2 separate regions of the Homo sapiens genome follow, and region 1 is linked to region 2. Evidence: read pairs that join two places in POLR2A ChIA-PET (ENCODE). Cell type or tissue: HepG2. All regions are shown on one strand. Links, peaks and the distances in the headings refer to the core of each region. The heading gives the core; the rest is flanking DNA.

Region 1 (2,921 bases), core at 152-2,651, 60 kb before region 2:
CTCTAAGAATAGAGCTAAAGAATCTTAATTGACTACTTCTTTTATTTCACCATGTTCAAATCTTTAGAGAAAAGTGAAACTTAGCAAAATATTTAAATGGAATTTTCAGCTGAGACCCCAAGGCTCTAGATATTAGATACCAAAATGAGTTTTGAGACAAACCATCCTAAAGGAGTCTTAAAGTAGATACCTGAAAACTGGTAACATGGCTCATAACAACCCTTGACCTATATTGAGAGCATAAAGGAAGCAAATTGTTTTTAAAAGGAGAAGAATTTGTGGTACATGTACCTGCAGAATATGATTCTGTGATTGTCTCTCTGCCCACCTCAGGGGAGTAGTGGAGGGCCCTTCTCCCTTTACATCAAGTGAGTGGATTGGTGCCTGACTCCCATTTGGAAAGTCCTGAAGCCAGAGACTTCAGGCTGGCATTACATGCAGAAGCAGGATAAAGACAAGGGAGTGAAGGGCAGGTGGCCTGTGCTCCTACAGCGTCAGAGCAAAGGATGTGTAAGTGTTTTTAAGGCTCACTGAGCCCTCTCAGTGGAGAGCCAGATTGCCATTTTAAATCCTGCCCCAGGGAACCACAAGAAAGAATGAGGGGACATCAGAAGACAAGAGTCTATGGCGCAAACTTCTGAAAAACCAGAGAGAGAATTGACCAACCTGTCGAATCACTACTTTCACCCACATCACAGGAAATGCAGCCAAATGTTCCAGGGACAGCCTCTAGAGAACCACCCAAGAAGAGTCCCAGGAGAGAAAAAGTCAGCTTTAAACCCCTGCCAGACCCTGAGTTGTGAAGCCATTTTCCAAGCATACCAGTAAAATAAGAACTTTCCTGCAGTACCATGCCAAGCCCTATTGGAGCCCGAGGCAACAGGGAAATCTATGCCCCTATATACACACTTACCAAAATACCCTCCCATATTGTGAACCAAGTGGAAAAGTTAATAAAGGCTCTCCAATAAAAAACCGTGATTACACATAATGTCCCAGCTTGCCCAATCTGTTCACATGCCGTCGTAAATCTTCATAAACCCACCCATCAAGGGACACCATGGCCCTATAGCCCGTGAACCTCAGGCTGATCAGAAACACTGATCCCATTGAGCAATAACTCAAGGTCATAGAACAAACAAAAACAGACAGCCTTTCTTTGTTTACATTTTTGGTATTCAGTTCATCCTGGATGTTTTGCATTTAGACTTAAAGAAAAATATTGCAGGGCCAGGAGCAGTGGCTCATTCCTGTAATCCCAGCACTTTGGGAGACCGAGGGGGGTGATCACTTGAGCCCAGGAATTAGAGACCAGCCTGGGCAACATAGTGAAACCCTATCTCCACAAAAAAAAATACAAAAAAAAATTTAGCTGGGCATGATGGTGCATGCCTGTAGTCCCAGCTGCTCAGGAGGCTTACCTGGGAGGATTGCTTGAGCCTGAGAGGTCGAGACTACAGTGAGCAGTGATTGTGCCACTGCCCTCCAGCCTGGGTGACAGAGCAAGACCCTGTCTCAAAAAAAAATTGCATTAATCTTTATCTTGATTCTGAGCCCCCTTAAATTTTGCATGAGGTGAATGCTTTACTGCTGGCCCTACTTTCCTGCTGTTTTCCTTCTTTATTCATCATCTTCAAGCTCACAGAACCCAGGAACTGTGCTTAACAAGGAGGAAAGTGGAATCTAAAATAGACAAACTCACAGAAGCAGAAAGTAGAATGGTGGTTGCCTGCAGCTGGGGGAGGGGAAATGGGGAGATATTGATCAAGGGGTACAAAGTTTCACTTATGCAGGATGAATACGCTCTGTAGACCTAATACACAGCAATGTGACTATAGTTAACATACTATCTTGTATACTCGAAATTTGCTAAGAAGGGAGATTTTAAGTGTTCTCACCACACACTCACACAAATAAAATAGTAACTATGTGAGATGATAGGTATTAATTAGCTTGATTGTGATGATTATTTCACAACGTATACATATATCAAAACAGCAACCTGTACATCTTAAATACATACAATTTTTGTTTGTCAATTATACATCGATAAAGATGGGGGGAAGACTGGGTGTGGTGGCTCACACCTGTAATACCAGCACTTTGGGAGGCCAATGTGAGCAGATCACTTGAGGTCAGGAGTTTGCGACCAGCCTAGCCAACATGGAGAAACCCCGTCTCTACTAAAAATACAAAAACTAGCTGGGCATGGTCGTGCTCACTTGTAATCCCAGCCACTTGGGAGGCTAAGGCAGGAGAATCACTTGAACCCAGGAGGTAGAGGTTGCAGTGAGCTGAGATCACACCACTGCACTCCAGCCTGGGTGACAGAGTAAGACTCTGTTCTCAAAAAAAAAAAAAAGATGGGGGGAGCTTGGAGGAGAGCCATAGTAACTTCATTGGTTAGATGGGCAATAAGACACTCTAGTTAAGTACTGTATAAACAGAAAAGTGCTATAGAATGTTGACAATGATCATCCTCGTTGTGCTGTCCTTGCTGTTGTTCTGTTTCTGCAGGCCAAGCATCAGGGCTACCAAGGGCATTCATGTTGGTTATTCTCTGCATACCATGGTGTGCCTTTAATATTGTAGTTTTTGTGAATGGTGGCCCCTGGAATTGGGCAGCCAAAGGTAGTTGCCCTGTCAAAATTTTATTTCAAGGACAATCAATAAACCTTAAAAGTTTCTGGTGTGTTGTGGTTTTTTTTTGTTTTTTTTTTTCTTGAGACAGAGTCTTGCTGTGTCACCCAGGCTGGAGTGTAGTGGCGTGATCTCGGCTCACTGCAACCTCTACCTCCCGGGTTCAAGCAATTCTCCTGCCTCAGCCTCCTGAGTAGCTGGGATTACAGGCGCGCACCACCACGCCAAGCTAATTTTTGTATTTTTAGTAGAGATGGGGTTTCACCATGTTGGTCAGGCTG
Region 2 (2,921 bases), core at 232-2,731:
CCTATTCTAGAGCCACAGAAAATGTTCATCTCCCTTTAGTTTTTGCAGGATTGCCTCTAACACTGATGATATTCCACTCATATTCTTCCTGCACATGCCTTCTCATACTAACAGTAAGTCACACAATCTCAAATAAGTTTCATTATACATGAGAACTCAGTTGAATGCTTGCCTTTCACTGGCATCTCTTGATCCTCCTCCCCCTCCTTATGGTATGCACTGAACTTCTAGTAGGCCATATGTGTTAAGTAGATCATAGGAGTGCTATGAAAATAAAGTGAAATGATGAATATGTAAAAGCCTTCACAAAATTATAGTAGTGTTTTCTGTTGATTTTTAAGACAAAAGATAAATACTATGTATGTAAAAATTTCCTTTCAGAAATCTTTGTTCTTTTTTTTGTTTTGAATGTTCAATATGCTTAGCACAGGGCTCTAGTTAACACTTTTGGCAGTTCTTAATGTGGGACTGACTGATGATTGTCCTAGAACTGTTTCAGTGTTAACTACATTCTATTAATGTTACTTTAAAACATTATTTAATTAAAGAAACATGAAGTGGCAACATACTGATTCATGTGTTCAGTAAGCAATTCATGGGAAAGAGGTAAGCTTTCTTAATAACAGTAGAAAGACTGTTCCATTTATAGGAAAACTGGTAATTATGACTTGTGTTTTGGTATTTAAAAGCTGTGGTTGGCCGGGCGCAGTGGCTCACGCCTGTAATCCCAGCACTTTGAAAGGCCCTGGCGGGTGGATCATGAGGTCAGGAGATTGAGACCATCCTGGCCAACATGGTGAAACCCCGTCTCTACTAAATATACAAAAAATTAGCTGGGCCTGGTGGCATGTGCCTGTAATCCCAGCTACTCTGGAGGCTGAGGCAAGAGAATCGCTTCAATCAGGGAGTCGGAGGTTGCAGTGAGCCAAGATCGCGCCACTGCACTCCAGCCTGGCTACAGAGCGAGACTCTGTCTCACAAAAAAAAAAAAAAAAAAAAAAAAAAAAAAGCTGTGATTAACATTTGCTTTGTCATTCATCCAAAACTACATTGGTGACTTTTGTATTGAGTCATTTCTTAGGGCAACAGGTATTCATGTATTCAGTAAATATTTGAGTGCCTACTATATGCCAGGTAGTGATCTAGGTGCTTAGTAGTACACTTGAAAACAAAACAAAGGTCTCTACCCTTATGTAGCTGCTGTCCAGTGGAGGGGTGTGTGTGTATTGGGGGATGGGGCTGAGAAACCTTAGACATACAGAAAGGAAATTATGTAGTATGTTCAAAGGTAATAAGTGCTGTGGAGCAATGAAAGTTAAACAGTTTAGGGCTGGGATGGGGGTAGGTAGCAATTTAAATAGGGAGGTCAGGGTAGGCCTCACTTGAGAAGGGGGTATTTGAACAAAAATTTGAGAAAGGAGGAGGAGGCATTTCAGATAAACCAATTAGTTCAAAGATTCTGTGTCGGGAATGTGCCTTGCCTATTTAAGAAACAGCAGGAGGCCAAAGTTGCTGGGGCAAGGTAGAGACTAGGGGATTAGGGAAGGATCTCTTTCAGTTATCTAGGCCATATTGGTGATAGCAGAAATACTGAGAAGTAGTCAGATTTTGGATGTTTTGAAAGTAGATTCATCGGGGCTTGGTGGCTCACGCCTGTAATCCCAGCACTTTGGGAGGCCGAGGCGGGCAGATCACCCGAGGTGAGGAGTTCGAGACCAGCCTGACCAACATGGTGAAACCCTGTCTCTACTAAAAATACAAAAATTAGGTGAAATATTGAAGGAGATGTTTTGATTGAAGTGATTTTAAGAGAGAAGAGGAGGGGAAGTAAAGATGGTGAGGAATTATCCTGTAAAGGGGAACAGAGAAATGGGGCCAGAGCTAGTGAGGAAAGTGGGGTCAATAAATTTTTAATGATAAGAAAAAGAAGAGCGTATGATGATAGGAATGAGCCATTAGAGAGTAAAACGTTTCAGGAGGGAGAGAGAAGAATTGCTGAAGCACTGTCTTAGAAGAGGTAAGAGGGAAAGGGATTTAGTGTATAAATAGGAAGGATTGGCTTTCTATAGGAGCATCTATACTTTATGATAATAGGCCATTAAGCAGAGTATGTGGTTAGAAATGCTGCTAGGAAGGTCGACGTGATTGGTGGAGTCTGTACACGTTCTGTTGCAGTTGCTTTGGTTTTTTTCAGTGAAGTAAGACTTGAGGTTATCAGCCGAGAATGAGGATTGGGGATATGTGAAAGTAGCTCCGCAGCAGTATGGGAGCATAAATGAACTGGAGACAAATAGTAAAATTAATGGGCAATTTTTTTTCCTTTAAGAGATGGGGGTCTCACTCTGCTACCCAGGCTGGGGTGCAGTGGCACAGTCATAGCTCACTGCAGCCTCCAACTCCTGGGCTCAAGTGATTTTCTCACCTCAGCTTCCCGAGTAGCCAGGACTATAGGCTAATGGCAATATTAAGTTATTTTATGAGTTGTCTAGACAGCATTATGAGTCTCCTAACTTTTTGGTACTGATCTTCAGATCAGAGTTAAATGTAACTTGCCCAGGCAATTTAAACACTCAATATGAGTCATTTTCATTTGGACTCAAACATGGAATCATTGGGAAATAGAACATGAATTTATTACTCCTTAATGAAGTACCTGCCACTATCCTGCCATGAATGTAGGCTAAATTTGGAGTGGTCTGGTAACTGCTTTTCTTTTAAAAAAATTTTCTTCATCTTTTCTGTATCAAATACTTACTGGTTTTTCTATGTAGAATAACATAATCTCATCATTACTTTCTTTCAAACACTCTCCAAATTTGACTTGTCTTTGCTCATGTTTTTCCTACCACCTGAAATACAGATTTCCTCCCCCATCCCACCCTCCAAACCTTCCAGACTTACCTCACCTACCGTTTATTGTA

What was found. ChIA-PET counts read pairs that join two places held together with the same protein. Peaks named below come from ENCODE experiments on the same cell type or tissue, not always from the same donor. Only the 100,000 strongest peaks of a DNase experiment are listed, where the experiment ranks them.
Region 1: POLR2A ChIA-PET joins it to region 2 with 9 read pairs; 6 of 35 experiments call an interaction of 5 or more read pairs at or near these places.

Annotation. Positions count from the first base shown.
Region 1 is chr7:140,971,375-140,974,295 of GRCh38, reverse strand. All of the region lies in intron 3 of LOC105375536 (a long non-coding RNA gene), which reads right to left. Among named protein-coding and RNA genes, the nearest start is that of MRPS33, 42 kb to the left of the region's middle. In HepG2, for the core only: no CTCF peak of the experiment used is centred there; a DNase peak (open chromatin) is centred at 1,105; H3K4me3 peaks cover 1,222 bases.
Region 2 is chr7:140,911,558-140,914,478 of GRCh38, reverse strand. The region is part of intron 1 of BRAF (B-Raf proto-oncogene, serine/threonine kinase); the gene reads left to right. Among named protein-coding and RNA genes, the nearest start is that of BRAF, 12 kb to the left of the region's middle. In HepG2, for the core only: no CTCF peak of the experiment used is centred there; a DNase peak (open chromatin) is centred at 1,188; H3K4me3 peaks cover 1,118 bases.